Regions from separate parts of the Mus musculus genome. Here region 1 is linked to region 2. Evidence: chromatin loops called from intact Hi-C (ENCODE). Cell type or tissue: left cerebral cortex. All regions are shown on one strand. Links, peaks and the distances in the headings refer to the core of each region. The heading gives the core; the rest is flanking DNA. Region 1 holds the start of 2510009E07Rik (RIKEN cDNA 2510009E07 gene). Region 2 overlaps Vps8 (VPS8 CORVET complex subunit).

Region 1 (10,980 bases), core at 1,324-9,323, 74 kb after region 2:
CTGCAATCCCCTTCCAAACTCCAACACAATTCGTCATAGATCTTACAAGGACATTTCTCAGCTTCTCATGGAAACACAAACATCCACAACAATCCTGAGGGATAACAGACTGCTGGAGGTATCACCATGTCCAACTCAAATTGTACTACAGATTTATAGTAACAAAAACCAAATGGTATTGACATAGAAACAATCAATAGAATTTAATTGAAGACCCAGACATAAGTCCACACACCTATAGACACCTGATTTTAGATAAAGAAGTAAGAATACACACTTCTTCAACAAATGATGCTGGTCCAACTGTACAACTGCATATAGAAGAATCTATAGATTCATACTTATTACCCTGTACAAAACTCAACTCCAAATGGATCTAAGGCCTCAAAATAAAACCAGATACATGGCACCTACTAGAAAAGAAAAGGGGGGGGCTGGTGAGATGGCTCAGCGGTTAAGAGCACTGACTGCTCTTCCAAAGGTCCCAAGTTCAAAGTGAGTTCAAATCCCAACCGAGTTCAAATCCCAGCAACCACATGGTGGCTCACAACCATCTGTAACAAGATCTGATACCCTCTTCTGGTGTGTCTGAAGACAACTACAGTGTACTTACATATAAAATAAATAAATAAATCTTTAAAAAAAAAAAAGAAAAGGGAGAATAACCATGGACTCACTGACACAGGGAAAGACATTATGAACAGAACATGATTGGCTCAGGTACTAAGATCACAATAAAACTCATGAAACTAATAAATAAATAAATCAATTAATAAAACTAATGAAACTCATGAGATGCTTCAGCATAGCTAAGGACATCACCATTCAGACAAAATAGCAGCCTTCAGAACCAGAAAAGATATTTACCAACTACACATCCAACAAAGGGCTAATATCCTAAATACATAAAGAACTCAAAAATCTGGATATTATAAAGACAAACTAATTCTCAAAAGAGGAAACTCAGATGCCTGAGATGCACTGAAAGAAATATCCGAGTCATGAGGGAAATGCAAATCAAAGCACTCTGAGATTCCATCTTTAAACCGGTCAGAATGGCTAAGATCCGTAACTAACACAAAAGACAGTCATGCTGGCAAGGATGTGGAGTGAGGGGAACACCCATCCATTGCTAGCGGGAGTGCAAACTCGTACAACCACCGTGGGCATCAGTCTGGCAGTTCCTCAGAAAGATGGGAATCAATCTACCTCAGGATTCAGCTATACTTCTCTTAGGCACAAACGTAAATGATGTTTTATCCTACTGCAGAGACACTTGCTCAATTGTGTTCTTTGCTGCTCTATTCATTACCAACTACACATCCAACAAAAAATATCAAGAAATTGAAACTAACCTAGGACTGCAAACCTACCCAACTAGCTACTGCTGTAGAAGATATAGACCCTAAATCAGAACCTACTACTATCATTTTCATAGACCAATATGGCTGTATTGTAAGCAGTAACCCTTACATCCGCAGATCACTAGAGATCTCCCCCGTCATCAAAGAAGCTTGTTTATGCAGTGGAAAGATTACAGAAATACACAACTGGTCAAAATATAGAGAATATGTGACAATGGGGTCCCCTGTGGAAAATCTACAATGCAATTCCCTACCCTTAAGGCTCAAGGAACACCACAGAAGATGGGGCAGAGACGTTTAAGAGACAGAGGACCAGGATACCCGAGGCTATGTAGTGTCTTGCAAACAAGGCAGGGACTCTGCACACGTGAAATCTCAACAATATGGTTTCCTAAACAAGATCTGCACAATAACAGACCAGTCAATATGCCAATGCAGACAGGGGAGATTTCATAAGGCCTTACTCCCAGAAGAGGAGCTATAAGCAATGGCTTCTGGGACAGGAAGAATCAACATTCTTCAGGTACAAGCCACCTAATAAATTATCCAATCCCAGTCCATCATCCCATGAGAACACCACAAAATAGACTCAGTAGATTTGGGGGGCTTTTTGGTATGTGTAATTATAGAAGATATCATTTGAGATGGAGCAGGAGACATGATAGAAGTTGGAGTTGGAAGAGGAGGAGGGGAAAGTTATGTGAATACAGTATTTGTGTGTTCTCTAAAGTGCTTTAAGTTGAAAAAAAGAAATCAAATGATAGCAAATGCTGGAAAGGACGTGGAAGAGGGGGAATCCTTATTCACTGTTGGCAGGAGTGTAAACTTGTGTAGCCTCTATGGAAAGTAGTGTGGAAGTTTCTCAAAAGCTAAAAATAGAGCTCTCATATGACTCAGCTATACCACTTCTGAGAATGTGCCTAAAGGATCCCACTTCCGACTCTAGAGACGCTCACCCATCTTGATCATTGCTGCTCTGCTCAAAATAGCTGTGAAATGGAATCAAGCTGGATGTCGCCAACTGGTGAGGGGATAATGAGTGTATGGAACATGACACCAATTATGAAATTTGCAGGAAAATGGACGGAACTGAAAAACATCACCCTGACTGAGGTCACACAGTGCGGAAAGACAAACTCGATGTTTTCACTCAGATGCAGGCCCTAGATTTCAGATTTTAGATTTGTATGTTTACCTTGACGTGCGTGACCTTAGAGGCCAGGAAGCTAGAAAGGGACCACTGTTGGGGGCTAGGCAAGGAAGCCTCAGGGGAGAGGGGACATCAGAACGCATGCAGTGCACGGTACAGGGAAGGAATACCAAGAGCGGAAATAATGAAGTTGGTATAGACATGGGAGTCTGGGAACGAAGAGAGATTGGGAGAGTTAGCCAAAAGAAAGATGTGTGAGAAACTCACAGAGAAACCTATTATGAAAACTAACTTAAAATACAACTTAAAGCCAATTGTGATGAGTTTGCAGCCAGCGTGTTCTACATAGCAAGTTCCAGAACAACCACAGTTATATGGAGAGATCCAGTCTGGTACACAAACCAAAATTGCAACTAAAAGGAAAACAAAGTTAACCGGGCGTGGTGGCACCACACCTTTAATTTCAGCACTCGGGAGGCAGAGGCAGGCAAATTTCTGAGTTCAAGGCCAGCCTGATCTACAAAGTGAGTTCCAGGACAGCCAGAGCTACACAGAGAAACCTTGTCTCGAAAAAAAAAAAGGAAAACAAAGTTTAAATGGAAGTATACAGCACGGGTAGATAATGCTTCTCCCAAAAGCCCTAAGTTACCAGTGCCAGGTAACTGATAACAGTTCCCAAGAGGTCCCCAAAACAATACAGGTTATTGCCAAAACTCGTTTGATCATAAGAACTTGACAGTGAGACACCACATATCTTGGATACAGGACATAGACAAATCACACTGGAAATGAGATGGAAGCTTTAGCCCTGATAGCTAGCTTTCATAATGCCAGAAGGTTCTATGTAGGCTGCTGTCAGAGAAAAGTCATCTACAGTCTTACCCAGCTGTGAAACCTGTGTATTAAAATACTGGCCTGCCAGGCAAGATGTGCTCACCTATACAATAACAGCAAGACAGGTATGGAGTAACTAACCACATTGTAATTGAATTATAGGCCCATGGGAGGGAACGCATACCTCGTGCTGTGTGATATTAATTTTCAACTTGGCAGAATCTAGCATCATCTGAGAGATGGACCTTTGGACATGCCTATGGGGGATTATTTCGGTTACAGTAATTGATGTAGGAAGACTCATTTTAACTCTAAGTGGGAACCCTGTTTGGTGTGTAGATTCTGAACTATATAAATTTGAAATAATAGAGCCTCACACAACATGCATTCATTGCTCTTTTCTCCTTATTTTAGATGTAATCTGAACAGCTGTTCAAACCCCCTGTTCCTTTGACTTTCCTGCCGTGGTAGACTATGCCATGAACTGGGAGCTAAAATTAATTCTTCCTGCCTCAGTTGCTTTCTGTATTAGCTACTTTCCTGTGGCTGTGAAGCCCGATGACAAAGACAACTTATAAAACAAAGCATGCCATTGGGCGTATGGTTCCAGAAGGTTAGCATCCATGATGGTTGCGCAAAGGCATGGTTGCAGGAGCCGCTCAGAGATCACATCTCAAACCACAAACAGGAAGTTCAGAGAGCTAACTCAAAATGGCAAGTGTCCTTTGAAGCCTCAAAGCCCAGCTCCCAGTAACATACTTTCTGATTCTCCCCAGATAACTACCAGCCACCAACGGGAGACCAAGTATTCAAATGCCTGAGACTTACAGGTGACATCTCATTCAAACCACCACACTTTTGTCAGAGTATTTTATCACACAATATATTATAAACCTGGTCAGAATGCACAGACGTCATAGGCCCTAATGAAGATCCTCTTTGTGTTGTTTTACTAACTGAACACGTTATCAAAACTGTCTGCTAAATATTTATGTTTACGTTGCTGTTCTCAGCATTGCTCAGTTTGCTCTGTTTGCAGTGTGTGAGTTAACAGAGACTCATATAGAAAGACTTCAGCATGTGTAGATAAGCATCCCATTTTATGCTATTGGTGGGGTTGACACATTCCTGAGTACAAGTGTGATGTGATGACACCTATCAACTTTCTCCAGCTCGGTCAACTCAGAATGGACTCGCCCAGAACATCAGTCCAAATCTCCCCTTAACACCTGGGCTTTTCTTCTTTAACCACCAGTCAAGGTCAGGACTTTGAATCGTACAAAGAAATAAAAATTACAAGTTAACTGTTCTACCCTCTTCTCTGGCTATGTTTTGCTATCACGTTGAATATATTCCCTGTAGCTACAGTAACAAGTATGACAGAGCTATCCTTCAGGAGAAGCAGCTGGGCATTGCCTGAGGACATGAAAAAGCAACTATTTGAGATTCCTAGAGAAGTGGGGAAAGAGAACACTAGACTAACAAAGACTACAATGCTAACTTACCAACAAAGCAGATCTGCCCTGAAGTTTTAACAGCAGAATTCTCTAATCAGCTCTTTATCTCTGTATAGGAAACAAATACATAGGAATTAAACTATCTAAGTGTTTCAGATTTCAGATAGCCTTGCTAGAACACCAGGCTTACCACCCATTAGGCAGGGTCCTGAAAAACACTTCCAGCTCAGTCTCTCTGTCTCCATCCCTCTCCTAGACAGTCTTTCTTTAGATATGCTAATACCATCTTAGGTGCCATCAAGTGCCACTCTGACTGCTTTCAACCTGAAAGGAACAGACACTGCTGAGATTTGTTCTGCATGAAAACGGAGCTCATCTATTGTGTGACTTTATGAAGCCAACTCTCGGTTCTGCTGGTGGCACCTACATCACATCGTGCACACCCACTCAACCCTGCCTGACACCTTCCCTTCACTTTCTCTTTCATAACCCCTCGCTTGAATCTCATTCTCCAAATCCAGTGACCTCTTTACAGCTCTCATGCCTCTGGATTATCACTGTAAGTGACACTTTCCCCATCACTGTCTCTAAGGGACCTAAGAACTGTTGGTTCCGCTCACTAACTTTAGATCCCTCTGTTTTGGTTTTGAGTCACTATTCCAGCATCAGGCACATCTGGATCCAGGTACAAGCTCTATTGCTAACTAGCTATATGCCTGTGGGGAAGTTACTTGATTTTGCTAGGTCCTAGACGAAGCTTTCTTCATATTGTATTCTATTTCTGTAACATCTCATGAAGAGAAAATATATAAGCTCTATACAACAGATTAAAAAGAATCTTGCCAGAAAATAAGGTTCTCAAATACATTAACCAATTCTACTCAAGTTTTTTTAAAAAATGTATTTTGGTAAAAAGGTGTTAAGAATTGGTACCCGACCAAGTTAGGAGACAGAAATAGCACACCTGGCAGCTTTGAGTGCCACATCTGCTCATGAATGAGACCCCTGAACCACTGCCAGTGCAAGAAGCATGGAGAAGGAGTGGGAGCTTGGCACAGCAAGAAAGATGAAGGTCTGAGAACACGGCTCAGCAAGCAAAGTTCTTGCCATGCAAGCGAGAAGTCCTAAGTTCAGATCTGCAGACCACAAAGCCAAGTGTGGATGCCTGTGGCTGCAGCCTTAGTATTCCTACCGACCAGCCAGTCTGCAGATGACAGAGACTCTGACCCAAACAAGGTAGAAAGTGGAGACAGACATAGGGACTCACACGTACCCTCACTCACACACCAACACACAGATATGTACAGACATAAATATTATGTACATATATGTATACACAGAGGCACCACACATACACAATCGCACATCCACACAGATGTACACACACACAAAAGACACTACACACACATACCCTCACTCACATACAAGCACACACTATGCACATATATATTACACATACATATGGACACTGCACACACATATATGCACACATGTACACATATGTAAACACAGATACTATGTACAGATATTACATACATGTATATACCCTCAGATACCAGAGAGAGAGAGAGAGAGATCAGAAAGAACTAGCTGATTTGGCAGTCCTTTCCTAAATTTAGATTATTTAAAATCAGTCTCTGGTCTCTTAGAGAAGAAAAGAGAAAACATTGTGAAACCAATCTGAGTTATCTGAGCTCAATCTAATTCCTTTTTTTTTTAAAGAGGATTGCGCATAATCGGAGCACAGATCAAGAGGCAGCAGCAATCCCTGTGTTAGTGGGACTGCAGCATTATAGTTGGCCATTTACCCAGAGGGACATGACAACACAAGATGGAAAACCGTGCATGAGGCAACCAGCCTTTACAAGTGCTCCTTAATGACTTCCATCAGCTTCTAGGGCAGGGCCATCGGCAGACTTCAGGACTCTGGTGCCTTCTCCTGTCACATTACACTTTATCAATAACTAGAGTGAAGAGAGGGATGTTTACTACAGGCACAATGACATGAATGCAGGAGGAATAACATACACATGAAAACAGACAGAACCAATGCACACCCAATAAAAGAGCCAAGACTAAAATCATAAGACTTAGAAAAACGGACCTGTTCTCGCTCAAATAAAAGGTAACAGGAAGACGTCCCTAAGGGATCAGTGCTTGTCTCCAAAGCCACACATGCAGCTTTGAGAAGGGCAAGGCGTGGATCAATTGCCACAGTTTTTAAAGCCTACTTAGTGGCTTTAGCAGACAGCAAGCTCAGCTTGAGGGGGCAGCAGCTAGCCTGGTGTGATGAAGTATAGGAAGGGCTAGGGCAGAGCAGCACCTCAAAGATGAGAGGCGGTGTCTTGCTCCACACTGACCAGCCCAGAACTCAGGGGCTTCTCACCTACCCCCAGCACATGTGTTCAGAACAAAACCACCCAGATAGTTAGGTACACGGGTGCTATCCTGTAAGCGGAAGGACAGAAGGCAATGGCAGCTCAGAAGCAGGACAAAACAACAGTCTCAGTGGAAAAATGGTGGACATCTCTCCTCAGCCACTCAATGCATGCCAAGTTCAAACCTGTTTTGGAAAACCTACTTCCCTCAAGAATAGCCAGGGATTCAGAGAAAGAATGGCCCATATGCAAGAAATTCTTAGTATATTTAAATATGCATATCCAAAGAGTTGAGGCAGCCATAATTTGGCTGAAACATTAGACTGTTGTATAAGATACAGTAGGAAGAGACATAACAATACGTTTTCGTGAGTTGAAGGCATTTGCCCCATGAGCCTGATGACCTAAGATAGGTTCCCCAAATTACACAAAGTTGTCCTCTGACCTCCGCACGTGAGTCATGGCTCATATGCGAGTGCACACACCCATGTACCCACCCGAAAACACACTCGACTTCATAAGGTAAGAACAGATGAAGGAATGTGGTAAGTTCGTTTTCATCTCCTTGTAAGGAAGACATTGTGAGAATCAAGGTTCATTAATGAGGAACAATCTGTCTGACTAGACGCAAGCTTCCCAGAAGTCAACTCTACCTGGAGAGGGAAGTAAGAAAGGCAATGACTGGGGCCATCTTAACTCCTCCGCATCCGCATCCCACAGTAAGAACAGGACTTCTGCAGGAGGTAGACTGCCATTAAATTCATCCAACAGGTACACTTTAGCTCTCATATTTCCTACTCTGAAGCCACACTTTCAGCGAGAAGCAAGAACATCCTGTTTGTCCTCATCAGCAGAGGAACAACAAAATCAATATTCGCTCTCCAGGTACCTTGAATTTATAAGGAAAAGCAAGGATTTTCTATCCTTTAATTTATAAACTCAACTAAGACATTCAAATATTCTCAATTAAAAGCAAATAAAGATTTGTTACATATTGTAGCTCTCCTTGTAAACCATATCCTCCTAAATAACAGGGGGGAAAAGTTTGATTGAAGATCACTTGGAAAATGTGTCTTAAGCACGGCAAAGCCCTCCAAATCTAAGATTATATGGAAACCGACTTCAGAATGTTTCTAAAAAGAAATGATTCAGCAGTCGGATTAAGCTAAATGCCATGAAGTAATCAAATTGTGGAATGCTGATTAAATGGCTACTTAAGTTTAATCTATTTAAAACTCTCAGGATAAATACAACTGGCCTAGGACTAGACTAGTCCTGGCTTGGCTCAAACGCTGTAACTGGGTGTCGAAGGAGTTTGCTCTTCAAACTGTTCCTTTTAACTTCTTAGAAGCCATTCTTCATACTTTGGTTCTTTCTCGATCTGGATACATTAAATAAATGGGAATCGCTAGGACCTAGGGTTCTTTCTGTTCAACAGCAGCCAGAAAGAACAGGCAAGAAAGTGAAAGGGGTATGTCCGTGCCCACCCCCCACCGCTGAAAGGGCTACCCTGCTGGCGCGCGTCCGCTCTGGCGGCTCTGAGCAAGTATCTAAAAGAACGGCAAAGAAAGCCAGCCCCAGGCTCCTGTGGGTAGGAAGGTTCCCTTTTGTGACTACAGCTAGGTTCCCCCGGGATTTCCTCCCGTCGTCCGGGTAGCACCCGGCCGCAGGCGGGCGACAGCAGGCCGACGCGGCTCCACTTACAGTGACACCATCCCAGGTGACAGCACCAGTGCAGCTTGAAGCACTTGCCGTGGCTGTGCGTGGCACAGATGGACAGCCCGTCGCACGGCTGGAAGTCGGGTCTGCGGGCGGCGCAGCTCCGCGCCAGGGCCTGCGCCTCGTCCACTTTCTCGCTCTTCCAGCCGCGCTCGGGCGCCGTGGCCGCACTCATCTCTCCGGTTGAAGAGCCGGGCCGGGAGCCTAGGACAGGGCAGAGGCGCGGGCCGGGCAGGGCGAGGGTGGGTTGCGGGCTGGAGGCGCGGCGAACACCCGCTGCCGAGGAGCCGCCCGGGGAGGGAGCAGCGACCCGGCCAGGCCTGCTGCCTCCCCGCGCCCTGCTCCCTTCTGCGCCCTGCTCCCTCCTCCCTTCTTTCTCCTCTCCTCTCCTCCCTCCTCTTTGCTCCCTCCTCCCGTCTCTCTCTGTCGTCCTCCCTGCTCCCTCCTCCCCACTCGGGCCGCCACGCCTGCACGCGCACGCGCACACTTAGACCGCCGCGCCCCTCTGCGAGCCCATCCCCTCGCGGTGGCGTTGCGCGCGTCGCCTCTGCCCCCGGCCAGCGGGTCCCACATGCCCATAGGACAGTCAGCACACATCCCCTACGCCCTCGGGTTGGGAGGGCGTACCTCCGGCTACAGTCCGGCCTTCTCCCGCAGCCTTTAGGCACAGGGTCTAGCCTGGTCCTTAGCACTCCCTCCCCGTCGCGCCGTGGCGTCCTGCTGGGCACACACTCGCCCGGGCTGTCCTGGAGCCGCCGGATGGCAGCGGGCGATGACCTCGCGGGTTCTTCCCTGTGCCAGCCTCCCGGAACTAGTCCTGGGTGCGGGGCTTTGGGCAGTCAGGGTGGGAGAATCTGTTAGGTTTCTGTCTTGATACGTGTAGGGTGTGGGGATGCACTGAGTGGCTTGCAGTGTCTGTGTGGCCATAGACATTACACGCCAGTCGTATAGTCGTGTGTGAGTGTGTGTGTGTGTGTGTGTGTGTGTGTGTGTGTGTGTGTGTGTGTTGTGAGTGTGGACGCCCTAGCGTGATTAACTGCATCAGTTGAACTGCGTGTGTGGCGGTATGGTGGGCTGGAATGGCGTAGTAAATTTATGCATGGATTACATGTGTGGAGTTGACACGGTCGGACATGGGTACACAGACTGACATGTGGCCCAGCCTAGCCAATGGGTGTGGCTGCCTAGGCTGCAGGTCCCTCTCCCACCTCCCCCAGTCTGCTTGTTAGACCGCCCTGCTGGCCACAACTTGTTTCAAATGGGTCTTCCATCCCAGACTGAACCAGAGAAGAGAAAAATGAATCTTTCGTTTACGGGAGCAGTGCTTCCCCTACCACGCGGGCCAGTGCCCAGTCTAAAACACCGAAAGGAGGAACGCCTTCCCTCTGCTTCCTTGCCAAATGCTACACCGGGCCCAGGAAAATGCCTGTAATCGCAGAGGGTCCGCAACAGAGCCTCTCAGCACAAATGCTGGGCTGGACCGTGCTTTCCCCAGATCTCCTTTCCCTTCCCTTTATCCCCTTCCTGTTTGGCAATGAGCTCTATCCTGGTTTTAAACGAAATTCATCCTCAAGTCCTCAAAACTCTTTGCTGCCATAAGCACCCTTTCATAATTTTCCCTTTTATTTAACCTTGGCTTAGGAAGGGAAATCTAATTTGCATATGTCTGACTCTGTGAAATCTTCATGTGTCAGGGATTGAGGTAAACTCAGATGGCAACGGCTGATTTCAACAACTGTCCCATCTAAGTGACAAATTCTGGCTCCCCGTTAACCTAACATTGAACTGAGGTAAACACAAGGTGCCATGCTTCACCTATCTCCCAGGTGCCCACCCACTTAAGTCCCAAAGCAGCTCACGGCTGGCTCAGCGTCCCTGCAGCCCTGCTGTATGTCCACCTCAGAATGACTTCAGCAAAGGAAAACCAAAGGAACCTACACCACAGAATTGAGATTTATCAAACCATTTTTCTACATTTTATTATCTTGTGTGTATGGGTGTTTCACTTGCATGTATTTTTGTGCACCACCTGTAAGCAGCGCCCTCCAGGGCCGAGGAGTGCATCAGATTCCGTGGGA
Region 2 (10,980 bases), core at 1,576-9,575:
GTGTCCCAGGAAGACCTGAGTAAGCAGGGCTCAGTGCAGGCAATGGGAGCAGGTTGTATATGTCTTAAATACAAAAGCACAAGAAAGTCTAGGGGGAGATCGTGGGGATCCAGATCCCAGAAGCCCAATCTGCAGCAGCTGCTTCTTAGTGGACGATTGGCATTTCCACCCATGGTCAGTTGAAAGGCAGTGAGGACAGTTAACAGAACAGCATGGTTATCTAGGTAGAAAATTGCCCTAGCCTGAGCCTGTACAAGGGAAATCTTAAAAGGTGAAATACATTCAGACCTTAGCATCTTTCCCTCTCCATCCCCTGAAAACTGTCTAATGTCCCCCAAGGCTCAGTTATTTGTCATTTGAGCTCATAGCACCTGAACTTGCCTGTTAAGGTATCACTCGTTAGACTGTACGCCTCCTGAGGATAGGAGTCCTTTATGTTTATTCTTACATGGAGAAGAACCAAGCAGGCACTTGATTGTTGTCAAATAAATGAGAGGTCTGTGAAAGAGATCCATCAGAGTATGCGTTGTACATAGAAAATGAGCAGGGAAGGAAGTCTGTGACCCTGACAACCAGAGGAAGAACAGCAAAGCATCCTTGCTGGGCTAGGCTTCTGTCTCCAGAATAATCTGCAGTATACTAAGGGAAGGTTAAATGAGGAGCGGTGTGAAACTTAATGTGTGTGGGGTGGGGGCATGTATGTGTGCATGTATGTGTCCATTTACATACATCCTCATTCGTCCTTGATTATAGTCCCTCTCCCAAAGTTCCTCTGTTAGATGAAAATGGCCATCACGTCTGGCAAACAGTGGCTGCCAAAGCGACATGTGTTGTAAGAAACACAAAGGAAGCAGCTGAGTTTATCTGCTGCAAAGTCTCTTAAACTCCGTAACTGAAGGGCGCATTCATTGACTCCCCTCTTAGACCTGCCAAGAGTCAGTTCACTCCTGAGGAGGAAGGAGCGATGCTCTCTGTAGGGCTCTGCTGACTTCCTGCACATCTTACACAGTGGTCACTTTTCAGGAGGTCAGTGATCTGCTTTCACTGGTCAGTGTATAGCACATGGCACTGCCTGTGTCTTCTCGTGAGTCATTTGCGTTTTAGGTACTCAAATGTCAGCAAACAAGCATTTATGTATAATGTGTATAACTAGTTGTATGTATAAAGTTTCTGCTTAATTGGCTCCCACTAATATCTGCAGTGACAGAGTTGGGAGACACACGTGCATCTCCGGGATCGTCTCAGGGGTTACTTAGGGATCATCAGAACCTGGCAAGTCTGGAAGCTCGCTCGCACAGTAGTCAGTTTACAGGGTGGAACAAAGGACCTGAGAGGATTTAAGGTTTCAGGGATCACAGCACTATGGAACATCTCTCATTGACTGCAAGTCTCATCGACACACCAACTAGGGACTTTTGACTGTTGGATGCACAGTCCCCCCACCCCCACCCGCCAAAGGCATGTCCTTACAAAGCTGGATGTCCTGCCTGAGCCTTTCCTAGAATGAGGCAGTATTCCCTGATTGTGTGTCTGCAGAAATGAGGATCTGACTGTACTCCTTGGGGTGTTGGTGCCCCTGAACCACCCGCAGCTGATGCCAGCTGACGTTTTTCTCAGAATAACCTCTGGGTAGTTCTTGCTCTCGGTGGATTCTTCTCAGCTCAGAACCAGACCTCTAAGACCTTGCTTCCCAGTTTCTCAAATAGCGGAGGGTATTAGAATTTGTGGCTCATTTTCCTTTCCCGGCTGTTCTGGTGGTAAGAAGTGTTAACTCAGTTTGTCTTCCCACTCATGTCAGGAATGGAGATGAGGAGGAAATCTGTTCATGATTTTTTTAGGATTTCATTTTTTTTAATTTTTTTAAGGAAAAAAGAATCCAGAACAAGCTAGCATTTCTGTGGCATCAGGAGAACCGGCCAACCCCAGTAATCGCGGCCAGCCCCAGTAACCGCGGCCAGCCCCAGTAACCGCGGCCAACCCCAGTAACCGCGGCCAGCCCCAGTAACCGCGGCCAACCCCAGTAACCGCGGCCAGCCCCAGTAACCGCGGCCAGCCCCAGTAACCGCGGCCAGCCCCAGTAACCGCGGCCAGCCCCAGTAACCGCGGCCAGCCCCAGTAACCGCGGCCAGCCCCAGTAACCGCGGCCAGCCCCAGTAACCGCGGCCAACCCCAGTAACCGCGGCCAGCCCCAGTAACCGCTGGTTGGTGGATTCATAGCAGTTAGGAGCAAAGAGCAAGATGTGGTCTCTGACAGGCTCAGGAGAAGACTGCAACCAGTGTTGGTATGCTGACGTGAGAAGACTAGTGTCGAGCTGGTGTCAGACATCTGGAGGACACTGAGTTACATGGAAGGACAAGCATTCTCAGTAGTTCCAAAGATGGAGCTGGTACCAGTATAGTGGTTGGATCAGCTTGGAAGGAATATCTTACAGTAGTTACTACAGTTGATGGTACATTAATTAACTAAGGTTTGTGGTTCACTTTAGGCTCGATGCTTTGTGTTATGAGTTCTGTGTGTGATGAGCTGTGTCTACTGAAGGTCATACGTTGTAGTTCCATCGAGCCTCAAATCCTTCCTCCCCAAACACTTGGCAACTACTGACCTCTCTGCTGCCTCTGTGATTTGCCTTTTCTGGGATAGTTAGTAAGTTGCATCTCCCACCCAGTGGTCAGCATTGAAGACGTCTCGGTGTCATTTCACGACTTAGTTAATCTTTCATCATTATAGAACACTTTTGTAGGTACTGTGGTTGCTTTATCCACTCACCTTCAAATGACATCTTAGCTGCTTATAGGTATTTGCAGTCATACAGAAAGTCACAGTAGATGTCTCTGCAGCTTCCTCTGTCGACGTGGTTCTCAGGCCATGGTGAACTACTGAGTTATATGTTAACACTCTGTTTTCTACAGGATAATTGACCATTGACTGCAAATGGCTAGAGAACAGTTGTTTGGCTCCTAGTTCTGCCATCTCTGACTTGAGACCCTATAGCACCTTTGCCTGTTGTGCCTGGCTGCAGCATTATTAATGCAGCCATTAATGTGACTGTTCTTTATTTTTATAGAATTTATTATTTAAAACATGCAAATAAAAGCATCACCCCAAAGCAGACACAAAGTCTATACAACTCGGTGAAATTCTGCATCGTTGGCATGGCCATTCTTAGCGGCATCTGTGCAGATCTATGTTACATTTATACTTTCAGCATCAAGTATATTTTATGTGCTTATCCATCATAAAAATCAAAAGTCCACAACAGAATTAAAACTAGGAGAGCAGTTAGCTTTCTATCCTCTTTCCTAACTCCTGGCCATTGTAACTGGTGGTCAGTTTTAGAAACTGTCCCGTGTGCCACTGAGAGAAGTGTACTTTGTTCTTGCTAGGTGAAGCACAGCTGCTGGCCTCTCCTCTCCTTCCTGCACACTGAGTCCAGCATCTGCCAGGCTCTTCTTCCAGTCCTGCTTGTCCAGGCCATGGCCAGGGTGCTGGCATCTGGGCTTTTCTGACTCCTGTGCCCTTTGTCTGCTGATACAACCTGCTGTCTCACTCTGTGGCTTACCCAGTTCACCCTCCAGCCTGGCTCTCTTGCTCCTGTGCTTAAAAGTTCTTGGTGCCTCTTCCCCAATGGACCCAACTCAGTGGAAGCAGGGTGAGGGGGTTGGGGAAGGGAGCAGACAACCAGATGGCTTTTTATAGAGATAATGATGCCTATCTCTCTATATGCTTTCTGTAGATGGCTTTTTATCCTGCTTCCCTTCCATCAGAACTCCTGCTATCCAGACACTGCTTACCGGCTGCCAGCTCAGCTGTTTCCTGTATAGACCCTTTCATTACACCTTCATTGATTTCTCAGTGTGTTCAGGGCTTTTTGTTTTGTCTTAGTTTTAAAGTTTTTTCAGGGAGCATGCTTTGTGGTGCTCTTGGGTTCACTGTGTGTATCTTTGCTTTTCTGGTTCAGTTTCTGATTTGAACCAGATAATGCCAGTTGTGTAGGCCTGATTTGTTTAAGTACTATTTGCATTGCGTTCATGTCATACAACTACTCTTTAGAATTGGTTGTGAGAGAATGTGAAAACAGGCATTTGTATAGCATTTTACGATTATACAGTTATCTTTTGTTCTCCTTGCTTATCTGTGTGCATTTGAAATTGTGAAAATCGTTTTCATTATCTTAGTCACTCTTGTCAGAGAGGTAGGTAGGGGTGGGCATTAGTGCCTCAGTACCGTATAGAGATCAGAGAACAACTAACCTCCAGGAGTTGGTTCTCGACTTCCATCATGGGTTCTAGGATTGACTCAAGTGGTCAGACCTGCAAGACATCTCTGAAGTACTCCGAGGTTTTCATTTATCTAGGAAAGTCCTGTTTTGCATGCACTTTTAGAAGACAGCTTTGCTGGATGTAGGATTTTCGGCTGCCCGGTTTTTCTTGAAGGTTTTGAATGTTGCCTCGGTGACTCCTGGCTGCCATTGTTGCTGCTGTTAATCTTAGGGCTTTTCCCATCTACCCCTCGATGTGACTCGTGGTTTCCACCTTGTCTTTTACTTTTCCCATTTGCGAGTTTGTCTTATCATCCATCCATATCATACTCAGAGTCCGTTGAGCTGGCTGAATGTGAACGTTACTACTTTTCAGTGAACTTGGAAATTCTGAGGCATAAGTGTTGAAATGTTTTTCTTCTGCTGTAGGGTCTCATTAGCTGTGCTATGCTGCTGGGACCGTACGTCTCTCCAAAGCTCTTCCTAGTCTTCTTTCTGTGGTTTTCATCTTGTGTAGTCTATTAAAATAAGATTTATTTTATTTTTATGAATATGGGGAGCAGAAGGTGGATATGTGCATGTGCATGTAGTATCCAATAGAGACCAGAAGAGGGCGTCTGATCCTAGTGTGGGTTTTCTGGAAGAGCAGCGGGTGCTTTAACTACACGGAGGGAGCATCTGCCCAGCCCCAGCTTTCGTAAACTCAGTTTTCTGCTCATGTGTGTTCACCAGTTCTTTTGCCTGTTCAGGTTTTCTTCTGACACATTCTAATGAGTTCTCTATTTCTGTTCCAGTGTTAACTCCCAAGTTTTCATCTAGCTTCCATGTATTTGTTTCCTTGTTGGTGTTCTCCGTTGGTGGTGGCAGGCATCACACCCTCCTGTGTTTCCTTGTCTCCTGCTCCCCTCACTTTGTGAACACATGCATCAAGACTGCTTTGAAGCCCATGTGAAATCTGGGGTCTGGCTCCATTGTGTGTGGTTTCCAGCCATTTCTTTGGTTAATGCTTTCCTATGTGTGCACACCTTGTGGTTTTTAATGGGATCTGAACATTTGAGAACAATGTACTTACCCATCTGCCCCCAGGGCTCATTATTATTTTATAATGTTTTGGTGATGGGTTGAAATAATTTAGTAAAGCTTATTTTCCTCCACTGTTAATGGTGTGACGTACTATCCCATAAACATAGTCAGACACATTTGTGTCTTTCCACGGTGTCAGAATATATCAAATAGCATTAAGTTCACAAGCTACATTTATTTCATTTGCTAAGTAGTTTTGATTTCTCTTTTTAGCTAGCTGTTGGTAAACCCAGATTTTTACATTTCCATCTTTATTATTAACTGTCAGGTCATATATTCGACATCACATAACCATGCATATGTTTACCTTAAGGAATGGCTACAAAAGAGTTAAAGAAACCAAGAGGCTTTAATGGAAATAGAGGCAGAGAGATAATGCAGATGCAAAGAGTCCCTTTGGGGTTCTGTGTTAACTCATCTGAAGAGTTGCAGCTGCAGGATTGCAGAGCAGGCAGTGGGAAAAGAGCAAAGCTGAGGCCCCTGGGGTAGTTGGGAGTTCTCTGCCTTGTTGGTCTAATTCCTTACCTTACACACTGGATGGTCAGATGCCCAGTGAGGGGGTACGCCACTATTGTAGTGTTAAATGTAAGCGTTAGTCTGTAAACTAGGCTGCTCTGTGGATAGAAAGGAATGTTTATTTGAGGAAAATCAAACTGCTGTGGCTATCTTGAGCAAAGAGGAGCAGGCAGAGAAAATATCTAAAGGCAGGGAGAGCTTTGCCAGTTTTAAAGAAAAAGGTGATGGGGGCGGGAGCCTGTGAGCTGGAACGGTTGTAAGTTAGAGTAGGGGTGGAAGGGTTGCTGGCCAGAAGAGCCAGGGCACTAGCCTGGGGACTTGGGTCTGTTATAGGTTTGTTTTAGGTAGTGGGGAAGTAGATGCCCCACGCCTGTAGGGGTGGATGAGGGAAGAAAAGGATCCTCCAGGCAAAGGTTTCAGAGGAATGCTGCATGCACGCTTTAGTTTATCCATAGCAGTCCTGTTTACCTGATCAGGGTCCAGACCGAGCTGAGCCCAGGCTAGCCTTTAAGGCATTGCTAGGGCACTGCCATCTAGGGACCTCGTAGTCCGGGTGAGGATGTTATACCCTGTGTTAGCCTGGTGTGCTTGATGCGTTATTGGGTCAACTTTCTGCATTACGCATCTGTGTGCCCAGATGTCCCTGCACTATACATCCACGTGCCCAGATGTAGGTGAGTTTATAGCTGGTGGGTTTTTACTTTTGGGGATGAACTCTGAGCAGGCTGGGCCTCCTGGGTGGGCTTGGAGAGGTGGTTCTGTACATGTGTAAGGACGAGGTAAGTCACATGCCTCTGCCTGTGCTCAGAATGGAGCCAAATGCTGCTTTGTAAAGTTGAGGCCCCAGGAAGCCAGGCACAGCTGAACACTGTGGTTCACACACGCGGCCCTACACACCGGAGCAACAGAGCAAGTGCAGCTTGGTCTCCACATTAAGCTTCCCATTCTTTTCTCTAAGGAAGTACAGTGCAGATACACTCACCCTGGGGTAACCATGGGATCTCATACTTTTCTCTAAGGAAATACAGTGCAGATACACTCACCCTGGGGTAACCATGGGATCTCATACTTTTCTCTAAGGAAATACAGTGCAGATACACTCACCCTGGGGTAACCATGGGGCTGTGGTGTTGCCTGCCTCTCCGTTTAATCTCTGACCACACCCAGCCATTTTTGTTTTCAACAATAACCCAGGATATCAATTGTTCTTCAAACCCAAGTGTCAACTCTGATTCTTTGTATGTCATTGTTCCTGAAGTCTATATTTATCATTCTGCCTGCCACTAAGGCTCCTCCCAGTCATCTTTCCCTCATCTGTGGCGCATCACAGCAGAAACTCCTCTCCTTTACCTTTCACAACTCCTGTGGTCCTTAGAACTTGAGTTCCAACGCCTCTCAGCTGCACTGCACTGAAGCAGGCTCTCTTTAGAAGAAGGGAGAAACTATAGGTGTATGAACCTGCTTTTATCCCTGGGGAAATCTTATCATCCCAAATCTCTGGAGCTTCGGACAGGGACAGTGGAAAGTTTCTGTGCCAGGATGAGGAGGCTGCGGCCTCTGGTCCAACTGTTAGAAATAATCTCAGGGCCCCAGAGAAGAGACCACCCCAATTACAGTGTCCCTATAAGGCAGAACTTTCCTTCTAAGCAGAAGGGTGCTGTATTCACTCAAGCAGAAGAGCATATTCAACCAGACAGAAGTCACTGTTTTGTTCTAAGAGAGGTGGTGACTGTACCCTTTCCCCATTGGCTGGGGTCCAACCTCACATTCTTTCACAATTGGCTAGTTTGATAGACAGACAGACAGACAGACCAAGGAAAAGACAAGGGGGTGGGGCACAGCAGGTAGAGGACATTTATTTAATGTGTACAGATGTTTTCTCTGCATGTATGCTATGTACCACATGCATACTTTGTGTCCTCAGAGGCTAAAAGAGGGCATCAGATCCTCTGGAAGTGGAGTTGAACGATTGTGAACTACCATGTGGGTGCTGGGGACTGGTCCCAGGTCCCCGGCAAGAACTGCCATGTTCCTAGCTGCAGAATCATTGATCCACCCCTGCAATTGGCTAGTTTTAAAAGAATTGGAAGGTGGGGGGAATGACCCAAAAGAAAAGAAACTGGGAAAAGGGGTGGTCAGTTAAGTCGATTAAGTTCCAAGGTTGTTGCAGGGCCTTTATGGAAAGAAAGGGTACAAATAAGGGAGATTAAAACATTTGCATATTTTACAACTTGGGGGGGGGGAATAAAAAGATTTGTATTCCTTGTCATAAATGAAAGTTTTAGAGTGTTTGACAGAAAAGATTGATACTCTGTGTTTCGCAGGGCAGTGGTGGCCCACGCCTTTAATCCCAGCACTCGGGAGGCAGAGGCAGGTGGATCTCTGAGTTCGAGGCCTGCCTTGTCTACAGAGTGAGTTCCAGGACAGCCAGGGCTACACAGAGAAACCCTGTCTTGAAAAAAAAAAAAACAAATTAAAAAGATAATAATACTTGGTATTTCTTCTGCTTATGGCTTGCCTCACATGCCAGGGAAGGGTGGGAGGGCAGCATACAGCCTCACAGATAGAACTACTGCCATCCTCTAAGTTCAGGCAACGCCCACCACTCAGGTTCATCTCTCTGGGGCTAGACATGCATAATGGGAGGCAGGCTGAGGGTACTGGGCTCTGCCTCATCCAGAGCATTCTGGGAGCTCCAAGAGGCAGGCATTGCCACTCTTGGGTGCAGAGTCTGCACTGGAGTCCCCTCTGCTGGGCTGGGGTTGGGAGGAGGAGTCTTGGTTCAGACACCAGACACTTGCTGTCGGCATGAATTCATAGATTTCCTTTTTCTCCAGATAATTGTTTTTCATTTGCCATTCTTCACTAGGTCTATTTCTCGAACCTTTACATGATTTCTTGGTTGGGTTAGGTTTGGTTTTAATGCCTTTCCCAGTTGCAATTGGGAACAGAATGTGTGGAGTTCTTTGGGATGGAATAAGCCTCCCACCTCTCTTGCTCCCCCTTGGGAAGCCCTAAGAGCTATCTTCCTGATAGTGGGCATGTCCTGAACATACAAACATGCAGACGTTGTGTCTTTACATGGTGTCAGCGTTTACGGAATACTGAATGCAAGGTTTAATTGTTCAATGATGGCTTTATTATTAAATCCATCTACCTTGGTAGCCTGGCCCATCTTTACAATTTAATTGTTAATTATTAACTCTCAAATCACACAGCACACAGAGTCTGTAAAGGTATATGTATGTACATGTATGTATGTACATGTAGATGTGTGCATGTGTTACAGAATGAATATAAATTAAAGAGAATTCCGCAGAGTGAGGAGGCTGTGGCAGTGTACTGAGGAAGTCTGGATAGATACAAAGTAGCCCAGTGCTGAGCCAGAGCTGTTGGAGTCAGATTTGAGAGCAGAGCTGTGAGTGTGACTGCAAAGGGACAAGCCACACCAGGTGGGGGTCCAGATGGGCACATAGGTGAGCCGGCGCTGGGGAGTAGGCTACATTAACAATGGGGACCAGTCGGATCTGGGAACCCTCCATCCTTGATGCAGACACCTGGGATCAGACCATCCATTGGTATTGGGGTCATGCTTTTATACTTTTAGGCATCCATCAATTTATGGGGTACAGGTGAGGGAATTAGACTTTTTCCTCAATCTGGTGACTCCAATAAATTCTTGGGCCTGGTCTTCCCAAGAAAATTTTAATATGCCCATGTGCTCCCACAATTTCAATTCTCCCTTGTTGCATGTAGCTTTAAAGACACACCAGGAGCTGCTAGGAGCTGCTGCCCTACCAGCCCACTTCTGTTCCACCTGCTTAGCTGGATCAGTGCCACAAGCACCGAACTGGCTTCCCTTCCCCTCCCACCTTTACTCCAGGAGTTGACCACTCCACCAGCCCACTCCAGAGACTCTTGAATCTTGAGTTACCAGCCTCACCAGAGACTCTTGAATCCACAGATAAGGGACACACTCAGTTTGTCACTTTACAGCTTGCTTTTTGTAGCACAATTACTGGGCGCAGATACCTCCCACCTGGAAATGTGTGCCCTTACCAAACCACCCCAAACTCAGTGGCCTGTCCCAATAAGTCCCTGCCAAACATCTCTGGCAACCCGCTTGCAGCAGAGCTGCAGGCCCTGGCTGTGTGCTTCTCTTTCCAAAGTCTAGCCAAAAAGCCCCTTTCTCTTTCCCCGAGTGCCTTTTCCTCTTTGGACCCTGAAGTCCCACTTGTACCTTCTGTCCAGCAATTGGCCCCTGTACATCTTTATTGACAAGTCAAGAACCAATTAGGTAATTAGACCTTAGTATTAGCACCACCCTTACACTCCCTAGTAAATTCATAGGGTGACCCTTTTACTAATCATGGAGATAAGTCATCTGTCCATCTCTTCTGGATAGGAGGTGACTGATGGATGGTAGAATTTCTGGGCTCACCCACGCCTGATGGCCTCTTCTACCTCAAAATGGGAGTCAAAAACTGTAAGTGGAGTCTCCTAGGACGGTACAGGCTGAAAAGTCAGTGCTTTTGTATGGTAACTTAGAGTAGGGCTTAGCCCGCAGGGTGACACCATTGAGCCCACTCAGTTCCTTATTCTAGGCTCTCTTTCCATGAGTGGAACCCAAAGCGTGTTGTCCTTTCCAGGTGCCATTTTGCATGTGTGCCTGCAAGCGAACATGGCAAGGCCAACTTGCTGATTCATTCACACACACACCACTGATGCTCACACTCCCACCTTGCAGAGCCGGGTGGGTACAGGCCTGGTACTGCTTCCTTTATGACCTGTGCAATCATTATTTCCCATCTACCCAGAGGCTGTTCTGCCTTCATCCAAATCAAGGAAATGTTTGTCTGGAATAGCATGTTGTATTAATTATTTAATCTCAATTGGGGAGGTTCTACCCCACCTTTGATCATTCAGCTAGATAAAAGACACAAAACCTTTATATTTTTAATAAGCCTTTAAAGCTCTAGAGCTGGGCAGTTATCTACCCTCTAAGATATTAGTATTTACTTCCCTATCAATAACCCTGAGTTATAACTTGCCATGTTCCATCTGGGCAGCTCTTAACTCTAGGTATTCAGCCCTCATGGCCAAGTTTTCATGACTCACCTAC

The links. A loop is a pair of places that touch in the nucleus more often than their neighbours do. Peaks named below come from ENCODE experiments on the same cell type or tissue, not always from the same donor. Only the 100,000 strongest peaks of a DNase experiment are listed, where the experiment ranks them.
Region 1: a loop joins it to region 2, with 2.5 times the contacts of the local background. A loop is called at or near these places in 3 of 42 quality-filtered maps.

What each region holds. Positions count from the first base shown.
Region 1 is chr16:21,685,329-21,696,308 of GRCm38, forward strand. It overlaps 2510009E07Rik (RIKEN cDNA 2510009E07 gene), which reads right to left and starts at 9,337. Exons shown (of 2, transcript NM_001001881.2): 1 at 8,888-9,337. The coding sequence starts at 9,077. In left cerebral cortex, for the core only: no CTCF peak of the experiment used is centred there; DNase peaks (open chromatin) are centred at 2,285, 5,302, 5,759 and 8,902; H3K4me3 peaks cover 3,144 bases; H3K27ac peaks cover 1,134 bases.
Region 2 is chr16:21,611,086-21,622,065 of GRCm38, forward strand. All of the region lies in intron 45 of Vps8 (VPS8 CORVET complex subunit), which reads left to right. Among named protein-coding and RNA genes, the nearest start is that of 2510009E07Rik, 78 kb to the right of the region's middle. In left cerebral cortex, for the core only: a CTCF peak has its summit at 4,873 (motif pointing right); DNase peaks (open chromatin) are centred at 1,718, 4,911, 5,151 and 5,952.